4 separate regions of the Homo sapiens genome follow, and regions 1, 2 and 4 are each linked to region 3. A link is a contact called in ENCODE Hi-C or POLR2A ChIA-PET data. All regions are on one chromosome and are shown on one strand. Each heading gives the region's core, a stretch centred on a gene start or an enhancer-like site at or near the end of the contact. The rest is flanking DNA. Distances are from core to core; before and after follow the strand shown. Region 1 holds the start of ACSL6 (acyl-CoA synthetase long chain family member 6). Region 2 has its middle 420 kb from the start of CHSY3-AS1. Region 3 holds the start of CDC42SE2 (CDC42 small effector 2). Region 4 holds the start of IL3 (interleukin 3).

Evidence for each region. Hi-C counts contacts between places; a loop is a spot of excess contacts on that map. ChIA-PET counts read pairs that join two places held with the same protein, here RNA polymerase II (POLR2A). Pooled maps may share reads with other maps.
Region 1: a loop to region 3 is called in a map with no recorded cell type, with 3 times the contacts of the local background. The contact joins the promoter of ACSL6 here to the promoter of CDC42SE2 in region 3. A Hi-C loop is called at or near these places in 1 of 37 single-sample maps with no recorded cell type and 2 of 50 pooled maps.
Region 2: a loop to region 3 is called in a pooled map, with 9 times the contacts of the local background. The contact joins the enhancer-like site here to the promoter of CDC42SE2 in region 3. A Hi-C loop is called at or near these places in 5 of 37 single-sample maps with no recorded cell type and 5 of 50 pooled maps. POLR2A ChIA-PET finds 5 or more read pairs at or near these places in 1 of 52 experiments (OCI-LY7).
Region 4: a loop to region 3 is called in a pooled map, with 2.4 times the contacts of the local background. The contact joins the promoter of IL3 here to the promoter of CDC42SE2 in region 3. A Hi-C loop is called at or near these places in 1 of 50 pooled maps. POLR2A ChIA-PET finds 5 or more read pairs at or near these places in 2 of 52 experiments (Panc1 and activated CD8-positive, alpha-beta memory T cell).

The regions. Positions count from the first base shown.
Region 1 is chr5:132,009,869-132,013,101 of GRCh38, reverse strand. ACSL6 (acyl-CoA synthetase long chain family member 6) reads left to right here and starts at 1,444. Exons shown (of 21, transcript NM_001009185.3): 1 at 1,444-1,597. The coding sequence starts at 1,549. It overlaps LOC124901062 (a long non-coding RNA gene), which reads right to left and starts at 1,646. Exons shown (of 2, transcript XR_007058933.1): 1 at 1,557-1,646.
Region 2 is chr5:130,322,477-130,325,649 of GRCh38, reverse strand. No RefSeq gene overlaps it. Among named protein-coding and RNA genes, the nearest start is that of CHSY3-AS1, 420 kb to the right of the region's middle. Within about 2 kb of position 1,474, at least 3 of the 41 ENCODE cell types and tissues checked have a DNase peak (open chromatin) inside an H3K27ac peak, as active enhancers do; they include OCI-LY7, where a contact is called at or near this core.
Region 3 is chr5:131,262,426-131,265,698 of GRCh38, reverse strand. It overlaps CDC42SE2 (CDC42 small effector 2), which reads right to left and starts at 1,646. Exons shown (of 5, transcript NM_001375635.1): 1 at 1,533-1,646. RefSeq lists enhancers at 367-1,184, 2,313-2,362 and silencers at 1,383-2,032, 2,063-2,112, 2,123-2,192.
Region 4 is chr5:132,059,291-132,062,602 of GRCh38, reverse strand. IL3 (interleukin 3) reads right to left here and starts at 1,948. Exons shown (of 5, transcript NM_000588.4): 1 at 1,735-1,948; 2 at 1,595-1,636; 3 at 202-291; 4 at 36-77. The coding sequence starts at 1,896. It overlaps LOC105379174 (a long non-coding RNA gene), which reads left to right. Exons shown (of 5, transcript XR_001742531.2): 2 at 995-1,132.

The DNA.
Region 1 (3,233 bases), core at 195-2,694, 750 kb before region 3:
AGCTGGAGCAGCTCTCCCAGGAGTCCAGATCCTATGATGGAGAAGGTGTAGGATCCTATTGTAAAGATTGGAAGTGACTCAGAGGCACACATCTGCACACTTGCACCACTACAAGGTGCACACAGGCCTGGGCACACACATGCCATGTACTCGTACTACAGATACAGGCCCCCCCACACACCCAGCTGCTGAGCTGTGAGCCCACATGCACTCATGGCTGATGGTCTCTGGTGGGCCTGAAGAGATCTCATGCTCTTCCACTCTCTGCTTCCTGACTTCTGCTCTCTGGTTTTCTATCCTCTTCTTTCTGGGCTGTGGCTCAGCCAGCTCCTGGCCTGGGAGGGCTGCGTATAGAGAAGGCCCGGCTGCCTGAGCGCTGTCCTCGGTGCTGGAGTCCTGGTGGGCTCTGCATGCTTGAGGAAAACAAGCAAGGGCATTGGGAAGAGGTGATCTTGCTTGGAGGTGCAGATGTTCATGGGGTGCCCACCAGGATGCCTACCCTTATTATTTCAGAAAATGTGCAACTGGGCTTCCTCCTTTCAATGGCAGACACTGCAACAGGTGTCCAAGCCCTCAGCCCAGCAGTGTGGGCATCTGTGGCTGTGTGTGGCTATATGGCCATTTATTGTGGCTATGAGGGGCTTCTTGAGACCTCGTGTGCCACATACAGTTGTGTACGAAGATCATGATTTCCTCATGAGACACCTGTGATTCCATGTGGCTGCCTGTGACCATGTTACTACTGGTGAACACATATGGCAGCCTGTGATCACACTGAGTCTCCTGTGACCTTGCGTAGCCTCAGACCTGAACTCGTGCGTCCCCAGATGATCTGGGCACTATCTGGTCTAGCTGCCTGATTTGTCAGAGCCTAGGTGAACACTTGCCACTCCCTCCCCTCACTGGTTTGCAGAGGTGGCACCCGGAGGCTCCCCATGTCTGCAAACTCGGGTCCTAGGGGGCGTTGGTGTCAGCGGGCAACAGCCCACAGGAGTGTGCACCTCCTAGGACAGGTAACCGCGACCCGGCTGCCATTCGAGCCTGCCCAGCCATAAAACCCAGGCTGCGAGTCGCGCGGGGGCAGGGTCGCGTGTTGATGGGGTGGGTGGCGGCGGGGTGGGCTCAATGTCACGCTCTGGCGCTCGTCGCCCGTGCTCCCCCTTCCAGCCGGTTTCCGCAGAATGCCAGGTACTGACGTTGGAGAGCGGGGCCGGAGAGGGCTGGTTCGCTCTGCGGCCGGGCCCCTCCCCCGCCCGGGAGCTTGGCGGTTCCGACACCGCGGTCAGTGCGGGGCAAGCCCCAGACCCGGCCGGCCAGGCTGCAGGGCAGGGAGTAAGGCTCGGTTGCGAGTGCGCGCCGCGCCCTCCCCCTTGAGCCGTCTCCGCAGCGGCGCGGGGAGGCGGGAGCTGCGGGGCCGGAGGGCGGGGGCTAAAAATACCCGGCAGCGGCGGCGGCGGCGCGGCTACTGCTGGGGCTGCTGGGCTGCGGGGCTGCGGGGCTGCGGGTCGGGGAGGCCGGGCCGGGCCGGGCCGGGCCCCGCTGACCGCCATGCTGACCTTCTTCCTCGTGTCGGGGGGCTCCCTCTGGCTATTCGTAGGTAAGTGCCCGTCCTGTCCGCGTCCCGGACTCCCATCTCCCGCAGGCTATGAGGTCTTCGCCCGAGGTGGAGGTGTTACATCTCCGCGGCCGCCGAGCCCCCATCCCCTGCTGCTGAGCTGTCCCGTCAAGGTCCCCAGGGCCGCCTAAGTACACCCTCCGCCCCCAGTTCTCGCGGGCTCCGGGCCGGGTTTGGGGAGCACCTGGGTCTGCGGAGGGAGATATAGGGCTTGCTCTCTGCGACCCCACCACAAACCCCCGCCGAGTTCTTGCGTCCCCCTTCCCTGATGGCAAGGACCATCCGCGGATCAGATTAGGCCCTGAGCCAAGGCCAGGAACAGACATTGCGTCCTTGTCCATCTCCTGGGACCAGAAACCGAGGGTGTTGGTCCCCGAGGTCCCACAGCAGGTCAGCTATGTAACCCGGACTGACCTAGGCTTCCTGATCCCGGCGAGGGGCTTCCTCACGACCCCTCCCTGCCCGTCCTTCAGCCAGAGTACAAGATTTCTGTAAGGTAGGGTTCACCTGGCTCCTCTGCTCTGCCCAGGGCTGCTGTGTCTCCACTGTTTCCAGACCCCTCCCCTCCACCTCACAGGAGTCAGCTTCACCACTGCACTTCTTAGGCGGCTACAAGGACCCCTGCTCGATCCCGCCTCCGCGCTTACCTCCCTCAACCCCCCATACACCCACACCTGGAGTCTCACCACAGGCCCTTTTATCTGCCAGTTCTACCACCTGCACCGGCTACTTCCCCTCTCTGAGCCTGGGGTCCTCCAGAGTATAATACCACTAAAGGATCTCCACCTCCACCCCAACCCCCATGTGCAGATTCAGCCTGATAATTTGTGTGCAGTGCTTGATCCTTAAATTGGCCTTAAACCTGTCCTAGGCCACAGCAAATGCTCTATGAATGTTAGTGTTTATTATTATCTCACATTCAAACAGCACCATCAGAAGTGGTAATAAAGCTTTTTCTGAGCCAAGGAAGGGGAGGAAGTTGACCCTCTTGAAATCTTTACCTGAGGCTTTGTACGTGTTATTTAATATTCATGGAAAACCCTAGGAGGTCGGTGGCACCATCCCTTTTTTTACTGAGTTCAGAGGTCAATTGACTTGCCTAGTGTCACATGGATATTTGGCAGACTGGGATTCCATTCGAGGTTTTAATTGATCAACCAATGCTAAGTGCTTGGCTGGATCAGGCCTGAACCTGGAGGGTTGGTGGGCCTAGTAATCACTTCCTTCACCCCCACCATTTCCTTAAGTTAGGCCACAGGGACACTTCCCCTGAGCTGGGAGAGTGAGTGAAGCCTCCCTAATCCCCTCAGCTCCCTAAGCTCCTTCTGTCTGCCAGTGTCTGTGACTGGCTGTGCAGGGGCACTCTGGTCCTGAGGCACATCCAGCAGACAAGGGCAGGGCTAGAGCTGGGGTTGGAGGTAAAGGGCAAGGATAATTAAAATAATGGTGATGGTGGTCGTAACAGCCACCATTTAATGCCTGAGTGATGGATGGTCTCAGAGCCTCTCCCCACTGCCAGGACCCCTTTGCCCTACCCTCAGGAGGCCCCACCCAACCATGGGTCCAAGGTCAGCTCTCTGAAGACTTGATCTTCTGTGGCTGCAGGGAGGTGTCTAGG
Region 2 (3,173 bases), core at 225-2,724, 940 kb after region 3:
GGGCTTGGTGAAATACAACTGGCATCCTTGTCAGCGAGGGACAACTTTCAAAGGAAATTGTGTTCACTTACTGTTACCAAAACACCAGATGTTCGGTCTAGATCCTGTTTCTTGCTTCACAGAAAGCCTATCACTGAAACAAGTATTGCCAAAGATGAAGCCTTTAATAGAGTGCTGCAGCCAAGAGGCCAGGAGGTCTCAAATCCATCTCCCTGACTGACTAAAATTAGGAGCTGATATAGCAGGGAAGAAATGTAACCATGTGTGGGAAAACAGGAATTAGGGAGGGGTAAAGAAGAGCAGCTGGTCAATGGGAAGCAAGTGGTCAGTTAGGCAAACTTAACAGATAAAGTGTCGGGCATCTGATTGTCCAAATGCAGTGATCTGGTGACTTTCAGCTCCTTGCTACTATTTGGGAGGCCTGATGGCTGGTTTCCTTGGAAAGGAACTCAGATAAGACAAATGCAACTTTCTCAGGTTTTAAAACTAGGAGGGCCAACTTCTATGTTTATTCAAAGAAACCACGAACATCAGCTCTGTGGGACACCTGCTCAGTTTCATTACCAGAAGAACGTGGAAATGATCTTTGGCTGTTGAAAGAGTAAATGCTCATCATGGAAAGAAAAATAAAAAGAAAAGCTCTGAAAGTGACTGAATCAATGACTGACATCATCTGATACAAGCCAGTTATTCCCTTTTGCCTAAGTTCCATCAGGTATAAAATAAAGAAGATAGTCTACTCCTAAACCCCTCACATTTGATAGAAACACAACTGGATGAACTTGAGTATTTACTTGCTTGGAACATCAAGGTTTCTTTGCTTTTCTCTTTCTTTCCCTGATTACAGAAAATTCGTGCTTATAAAGTAATAACAAAATATTAATAAGTCAATGCTTACGTAGTGTTCATTATTTGGCAGGCTGTTCTGAATGCTTAGCATATATTAACTCATTTCGTTCTCACAACACCCTAGGATGTAACTATTATTAGTATCACCATTTAAGAGATGAGAAAAATAAGAGAGATTGGAACATTTTCTACAGTCACATGGTTAGTAAACTGCAGAGCTGGGATTCAGATTCAGGCATCCCATTTGCTGCTGAGTATGATTTCTACCTCTCCTTTCTTTCAGTACATAGTTGAGTCTCACTATAACTTTTCAGGAACACCAGGAACTATAGGCATGATAAAAGAAGGGCTTTGTATGTGTTCTTAATCATGAAACAGTAGATAGTATGATATCCATTTTGATGTAAATTTGAAGAATGTATTTTAATTCCTTTTAAAATCTCTCCACTAGTACAACTGGCTCCTTCAACAGGAAACAGGTGGTCAGTTAGGCAATCATAACAGCTGCATTTCTTATCTGCCAGGTATTCTTAAGATATTGCTCACTTCCCTTTTTTACTTTCACAAGCCATAGCTACTCTGATGTAATTGATCTTTTGAGAGTGTATAAAGTGCTATTTAAAAGTTGCTTAAGTACAGGAAGATTCTATGTCCTATACCCATTCAGTGGAGATGAGAGTTTTTGAGGAGTAACAGTTTCTTTGCTGCTGTCTTATAGGGACACACATTTGGGTACCCACCTTGTACCAGGCACTGTGATAAGGGCTTTGTCATCTTCAATAGGACTTTCTCACCTTCAGTGAGAGGTGTGAAGCTCAGTTATCCATAAACACAGGCTGTTCGGTCTGTAGTCAATTCTATTTTTCAAAGGGATTCTCAAGTCTCCCTTCATCATCATCGCAGAACAATTTTTTTAAAAAAAAATCTGCTCAAGCCTTCTAAGCGGGTCTCAGAAATAGAAAGCAATTTTCTGCTGAATTAACCAAGGTAGTAAATTCAAAGAGGATAGTTTACTATAAAGGCTTATGGGATTGTGAATCAATGTAAACAATTTACTTCTAAAGCCTCTGCCTGGATGGCCATTTAAGGTTGAAATGTGTTTCAATAGTGCCCTGAAAGCTTAAATGAAATTGTCATATAAATACTCCACACTTTGACACATTTCCAATTATTATAATAATTTCACAGCTTTTGAGACTTTTGAAATTATTTGGTTCAATTTAATGTGTAAGGAAAAGACCAATAGGAATTCTTGTTGCTTAAGAAGATTAACACAATCTTTGACAGAGTTGTTTCTATCATAAAATACTACAAGTATTTGAGCACCTAGTATCACAAAAGCTACCTATGATTTTTACATTTTCAAACGAAGAGGAGAAATTATGTTTTTACCAAAGGTCCATATTTTCATTGTGAAACAATATTAAAGGAGAACACATGTTAGAATGAATTGTTATAATTATTTTTTCTGTGCCTTGGGTGGGAGTGTATTAATTATATCAAATTACTACCTAAATAAAAAAGAATGAAAATAATGGTTTGTAGAGAGCAGAGCTAGACATTGAGAGCAGAACTAGAAATTAAGATTATTAGAAAACAACTGTCGTTTTCCCATCTAACCTTAGGAAACCACATTTTATATGGGAAAGTGAAAAAACACAGAAAACCTAATAGCATTATTCTACATTTCTTTCTACTAACTTACTCTAATATTGTCCTAAAGGCATGCATGAACTTTTACTATTCTAAAGGATAAATACAAAAAATGAAAAGTTTGGATTCCATTATACAGCATTTTGTATTCCTAGATTTTATATATATATTCCAAATTAAAGAAAACAAAAATATTTGTAGTAATCAATTCTTCAGCAGAACTTAGTGATGGCACCTACATTATAGATTAAAATAAAATTATGCATACAAAATTATACAAATCTGTTCACTTAATGCTTGAAGTAAGTAGGAGGAAATTACTGCATGTGATTTTTAGAAAGTGTTGTTGAGTACATCAGAAGAAGTTAAATTAATAACCCTTAAAATCTTTGCTTGGTATCAGCAGCCATTCACAAGAGTAATATATAGGAGCTATAAGTAGGGGTTTAACCAACCTGTAGAAATGTCTTTTACTCTATAACTTAACAGTTCTGCCAGAGTTTTACTTAACTAGAATTATACCAAAATAATACCTGTTATTTTGAGGACACATTTACAAAATAATAAAGAATACTTTACACTGCTACCAAAACAACATTATGAAGCCTGAAGAGAGCATGTCAGGAAGACAGAATGCATAATTTTTCTCACATACTACAGCCAAAAGCCTA
Region 3 (3,273 bases), core at 397-2,896:
CTTTAAAGGCTGTTATGAATTTACACTTCCTGCAGTTCACCTGCCATCTTTCCCAACTGAAATAGCCACTAGGGGTTTAAGACAGTCACCACTTGCGACATCAATAATAAGGAAATAACTTTGCATTCAAGTTTAAGAAAAGGATAATTGCGGATTTTGCCTGTGCCCATAAACAGGTGCTTAATGAATATCTGTTGAGTAAATGGTGACATTTTATTATATTAGTGCAACATTAGCTTTTCCCCCCCTAAATTTAGAGTTCTCCCTTGCTCAAAAAGCAGCAAGACCATACCACAGTCCCTTCTCAAAAACACATAAACTCCTTTATTCATAATGAAACAGAAAGCTGGGTTTCAAAATACAATCCCACTCCCTCTTTATCTTCTCCATTATTTTTAAAGATTAGAAATAAGGCCTGTTTTTAAGAAACAGAAAATGTATACCAACTTCTCTCAAACCAAAAGAGAAAATCCAAATTTGATATATATTTTCTATGTTCATAATATTGAGAGTAAGAACGGACTGTTCATCAACAGTATGTTATGTGGGACAAAAACTAAAAAACGTATATCAAAAATACATACTGTTTGCCGACATTCTTTCCTTAATCATAATCAAGGAGTATGTGCCTAAATTTTACTAGATGTGAGATAAGCTTTGTCTGATATTTCAAGATTCATTCATTCAACAAATACTTTACTGAGCACGTACTATAAGCCAGGCCCTTCAACGAAACATTTAGATTTTGTAAACTGCACATCACCCCCCAAAATTCCCCTAAAAAAGCTTATCATTTAAAATAATTGCAAGCTAAAGAGGAATCCCCAATGTTGTTTCTTACACATAGTGAAGTCAGCGGATCGGGGCGCTTTTTCAGCTGTTAATGCGGCATCAAGGAGCCGCTACCTACCACACCCGTTGCCTAAAATCGCAACTTAAAGCTGCAAGCACTGGGTAAAACAACCTGTAAGAGTAGCTCAGCTCCCGCGACGAGGTAGCCAAGGGCTTTCAAGCCCGGGGCCCGGGGCGAACCGCGGCAGGACCCGCGGACTGAACGCGTCGGGCGCCTCAGGCGAAGAGTCGGAGCTCCGGAGCCAGGTGTCTTTGCTCCCCGAAACCCTCACCTAGAGACCCCGGGCCCTCCCCGCCCGCCCCTCGCACCACCCTCCCGACTTCCAGACGTGAAAAGTTGGGGGGAGGGGGGGGGTCTGCCTTTCCATTTTACATCAGGCGGTCAGTTGGCTGCCTCAGCTGTCCGCCTGCCGTGAATTCTGAACTGAGCGTGTAACCATTCCTCAGAGGAAACAGAAGAAAAACCAAAGGCAGGGTCCTAGGGCATGAGGACCTCGCCCAAACCTGAAATGGAAGACGCAGGCTCAGCCCACAGCCCGCAGCGCGCGGCTGGCAAGGCCGGGCCGCGCTCACCCCAGAGCCCTCAGGGACGAGGGTTCGGGGCTTCGGGACCCCGCCCAAGGGACCGAGAGGGCGAGGCGTGGCGGCCGACGCGCGACTGGGGCTGGCATTGCACTCACCGTCGCCTTTGTCTCAGCCGCCCGCTCCGGCCGCAGCCCCTCTCAGCGCCGGCTCCGCGGCTCCTGCCGCCCCAACGCCTGCAGCTGCGCTCCCCAGCGCGCTCGCAGCTTCCTGGCTCCCCCTCCCCGCCCAGGCTCGCGCGCGGGTTGGGCGGAGCGAGAGGCGGCGCGCGCCCCTAGAGCGGCCGGAGGGGCGGGCGCCGTTGCGCAGCTGCAGCGACCGCAGTGCTGGCCCCGCCCCCCGCCAGGCCCCGCCCCCGCCGTACCTCCGGCATGGGCGAATCGGCCGGCAGGCGATGGGACCCCCGGGATTCGAGCCGCGCGGGTTAGGAATTGGCCTCTGTAGCTAACGGACGCCTGAGATCCGGGACTGCAGCACTCGCGGGAAAGGACGCTCCGAAAGATGGCGACCAAACCTGGGCGGGAGCGTGGGGGAGCCCCTTCCCACCCCGGCCCGGGCCGCGGACATCCGTGCGGAGGAGCGACGTCTGCGCACGTTGTGGGGCGGTGGACGCGCACAGGCGAGGGTGGGTGGGTGGGTGCTGAGCGGTTGTGGGATGAGGGGTCTCTCAGTAGCGGTTGAGAGCCCATCCTCTGACCACTGCTTTTTCATGTAAAAGTCAGAATCGTTCAATCAGTCATTAACTGGTTTAAGGCTGGCTAAACCACCTGGTTTGAAATGCGTGAAAATTACACATGTACTAGACTTCTGTGATTCCTTTGGGTGTGTATTTTACATATCTCAGAAATCAGAAACATGAGTGCCCTATCTAGCAGCCAGCAGTCCACCAAAATGCCTACAAAACTTTATCGTAAGTTCAAAAGGATAGCGTAATGCCACTGAAGTAAGCTCTCGAACCTGTAAGTAATGTATGGTCTTCCCCATTCTAGGTTGATGGCGAGGATTTCTAGTTACTCAGGCCAAAAACTTTATATCATCCATAACTCCTCTCATACTCTCATTTTCACTTTCAATCTGTCAAGAAAGCTTGTTGGTTGTACCTTCAAAATAGAACAGAGTGGGCAACATAGCGAGACCCTGTCTCTACAAAAAAAAAAAAAAAAAATTACCCTGGTGTGTTGGCGTGTACCTATAGTTCCAGGTACTCTGGAGGCTGAGGCCAGGAGTTACGTTACAGTGAGCCATCATCAGGCCACTGCACTCCAGCTTGGGCTGGACAGAGTGACACGTGTTCCAAAAAAAAAAAAAATTCTCCATCTTTCCTACCTTACTATTTTTCCTTTCATCCCATGACACTTCCCACCTTGTAACAATCTTTATAATTCAGAGTCAGCCCTCCGCATCCATGGCTTCTGCGTTTCTGGATTCAACCAACCACAGATGGAAAATATTTGGGAAAAAAAACACAACAATTTAAAAATACAAATAAAAACCAATACAATATAACAGCTATTTACATAGCACTTACATTGTATTATAAGTAATCTATAGATAATTTATACAGGAGGATATATGTGGGTTATGTGCAAATACTATATCATTTTATATTAGAGACCTGAGAGGATTTTGGTACTGGTCGTGGTCCTAGAGCCAATCCCCCTCGGATACTGAGGTATGCCTGTATTTATCTGATATGTTTAGCTTTTAGTGTCTGCCTTCCCTAGTAGAAGCTGGGATTTTTGTCTGTTTTGTTCAACTGATGTATCCCAAGTCCCTAGAATAAATGAAAAATTTAAAAATTCCCTGAGATTAAAAAAAACTAAAGCAACAAAAAATGAC
Region 4 (3,312 bases), core at 699-3,198, 800 kb before region 3:
GCAAGCCATGACGGGCATCTTGGGGGACAGCTTACCGTGGGTGCGGCCGTGGCCAGGGGCAGACATGGCAGGAGATTCTGTGGAAAGAGACCAAAGCAGATGGTCAGAGATTCCCTTGGAAAGGGAGTGGGCCCTGCTCTCCTCCCCAGAGGCAGGGCAGGGCCAACACAGGGATCCCAAACCCTCAACAGCTTCACATACTTTAAGAATGCTCTCAATTGCTGATGCGTTCTGTAAACTCTTGACAGCCCTGTTGAATGCCTCCAGGTTTGGCCTTCGAAGGTTATTTTCCTAACGGGGCAGAGAATACACTTAAGGGGGAAAGGTTACAGAGTATCCCTCCCACAAGCAGGTGGAAGTCACCCCCACAGTTTCCCAAGCCCACTGTTGGGGACATCCTCGGGTTCCCTCCTAGTCCCGTTCTTGCCTCAGGTGGGTCCCTGCCCAAGGGCACAGGCCTAGAAGTGAGTGGCAGGCAGGACCTGGTTTCCTCAAGCCCCCAGTCTCTGGCTCCATTTGAGCTACATAAAGGGCCTAGGTGGGCTGGGCGCAGTGGCTCAAGCCTGTAATCCCAGCACTTTGGGAGGCCGAGGCAGGCAGATAACCTGAGGTCGAGTTCAAGACCAGCCTGACCAATATGGTGAAACCCCGTCTCTACTAAAAATACAAAAATGGGAGTGGTGGTGCATGCCTGTAATCCTAGCTACTTGGGAGGCTGAGACAGGAGAATTGCTTGAACTCAGGAGGCAGAGGTAGCAGTGAGCTGAGATCGTGCCACTGCACTCCAGCCTGGGCAACAGAGTGAGACTCTTGTCTCAAAAAAAAAAAAAAAAATGGGTGGGGAGGGGGTACCTAGGTGGATCTTTCTGCACTTGGGGGAAAAAATATCTCCAAAAAGAAGCTCTACAAAAGACAGGGGGTTTTCCAAGGGAAGTATTTGTAGCTCAGAGGCTGATAACAGTGTTCATGCCCTGACTGAATTAAAGTCTCCTAGAAATCAAGAAGAAAATCACAGAGACCCCAGCATGGAAATGGGTGCAGCATGTGAGCTGTGAGTGCCCCAAACACAGATGGCCCAGGAACTCAGCAAAGGCTTCCACTTCTTGTTTGACCCAAGAAATGTCATGCAAAGGTGAGACAGAACAACTGCAACCAACTGGAACCATGAAAAATAACTGTAAATGATAATGCCACAGCCAATGAGGGTGGAAAACACAAACTCAATTTTTTAAGGGAAAAAGAAGCTGGCACATCTGAGGGGGAAATTTCTGTCTGTCAGTCCAGAGTCTGCCCTACCAAACACTGACCTTAAGGCCCTTGGTATTCCTCACCTAGAACTGCCTTTTCATTTTCTAATTTAAAAGTCATTTTCATTATTATAGCCATGGCTGTGGCCATGTATTGAACTCTTAAGTGCCAGATGCTGGGCCAGAACATGCACATTGTGCCATTTGATTGTCATAACAATCCCACTGAGATAGGTGCTATTAACCCTATTTTACAGATGAAGAAAGCAAGGCTAGGTAAGATGGAATGACATGGCTGAAGTCACCCAGGCAGGAAGTGGATCGGGATCCACGGGCTGAGCTCTTACCATCAGAATGTCTTGGTCTTCCCCATTGAGGTTGTTGAAGTCCTGTGGGGGTGAAGGGAGAGAAAGGCCCATGAGGCCTTTTGGCCTTAGGCAGCCACCACCCCTCACTGCTGCAGGCCAGTCTTATCCAAGCTACTCACCAGCAAAGGCAAAGGTGGCTGCTTTAAGTGTGTTATAATTTCATCGATCATGTTAGAGCAGTTAACCCAGCTTGTCTTCAAGGGCGTTGTCTGGGTCATGGGAGCTTGGAGTCCGGGGCGGACCAGGAGTTGGAGCAGGAGCAGGACGGGCAGGCGGCTCATGTTTGGATCGGCAGGAGGCACTCTGTCTTGTTCTGGTCCTTCGTGGGGCTCTGAAGAGTTGGCAACAGCCTCCCGCCTTATATGTGCAGCAGCAAGGTGCCCACAACCCCGGGCAAGGCGGGGGGAGGTGGTGGTGTGGGGCAGGCGTCGGAAGGATCTTTATCTGACATGGAACCTCCATAGAAAACCACAGACGTAATTATTCATCCATGACTTTCTAGTACTCAAGATCAGTGAAACAAGAAAAAAGATTACTTAAACGGTATCACTTCATCTTGTCAAGGAGGATGAGAGATGGGAAGCATGGCAGCAGGTGAGAGGACCCCTGTGGCAGGAAGGGGAAGCCTGACTCAGCTCACTGAGGCCTCCTGCCCAGTGGGATCTCATCTGCCATCACCTGGACTACCCTGGCCCTCTGCTGCCCGCCCTGCTTGGTCCTGGTGGGTGGCCAGGAGGCCACTGGAACAGATGAGAGTTTGTCTGGTAGCCGGTCACGCTGCTAAACATCCACGTTCAGCCTCAGGCTCTGAGAAGCACATCTCTTGGTGCCGCTTCCCAATACAGAATTACTGGTGTTCCAGTCCCCAGTGGTTTGTCCCATGGGCTTCGGGCAGCTTCTCCTTGACACTTTGTTTCTGGTGGATGGCCGAGGGCGCTCAGGCCCCAGGTGGCCATTCTCTTACTGGTCTGCTAGCAGTGGCATGGCTGTTCCCTGCGTGTGGGACTCAGCCTCTGCAGGAGGCCCGGCTGCAGCCCCTGGCAGTCCCTCTGGTAGCACCGAGAGCTGAGCTCAGGTACCTGAGGACACTGTCACTGGGAGCTGGGGGAGGGGCTGGCCTGGGAGGTTTAGGAGGCAGAATTGGCATGGTCTGAGGGGTGAGGTCAAGGGAGGAGAAAGGAGAGCAACTCCCTGGTTTCAGACTGGGCCTCAGGCTGCTGGGGCAGGGATTGGCAGGAGACAGTTGTATTGAGAGGTCTTGATCCCCGTCTGTGCTGAGCATGGATTTGCCAGGTGCAGGCCCAGTAGGCAAGGTTTGCAGAGAGGGGATGTGAGTGGGGACAGACCATGGGGAAATCCACAAGGGACCTGAGAAACTGCAGCCAGATAGGAAGCAGGAAACCCAGAAGGGCGGGGGTGGTTATCCCAGAGGGCAGCCCCTGAGAGAAGAGGGGTCCTCCTGATACGGGCCTGTCTTGGGGCCTGCCTGACCCACCCCATGGGGTAGGGGCTTTTGGTAAAGGGATGAGTGTGACAGGGGCATGTGGAAGACTTCTTCAAGATGACTGGCCCCGGGTGGGAGGGAGAGGAGAGCAGTAAGGAAAGGCCAGGGTCTGGGTCATGGTGCGGTGTGTTGTGATCAGTGTGGGGGATGCGGGATAGGAGGTTATGCTGAGGCAGCGGAATTTGGGTGCTTT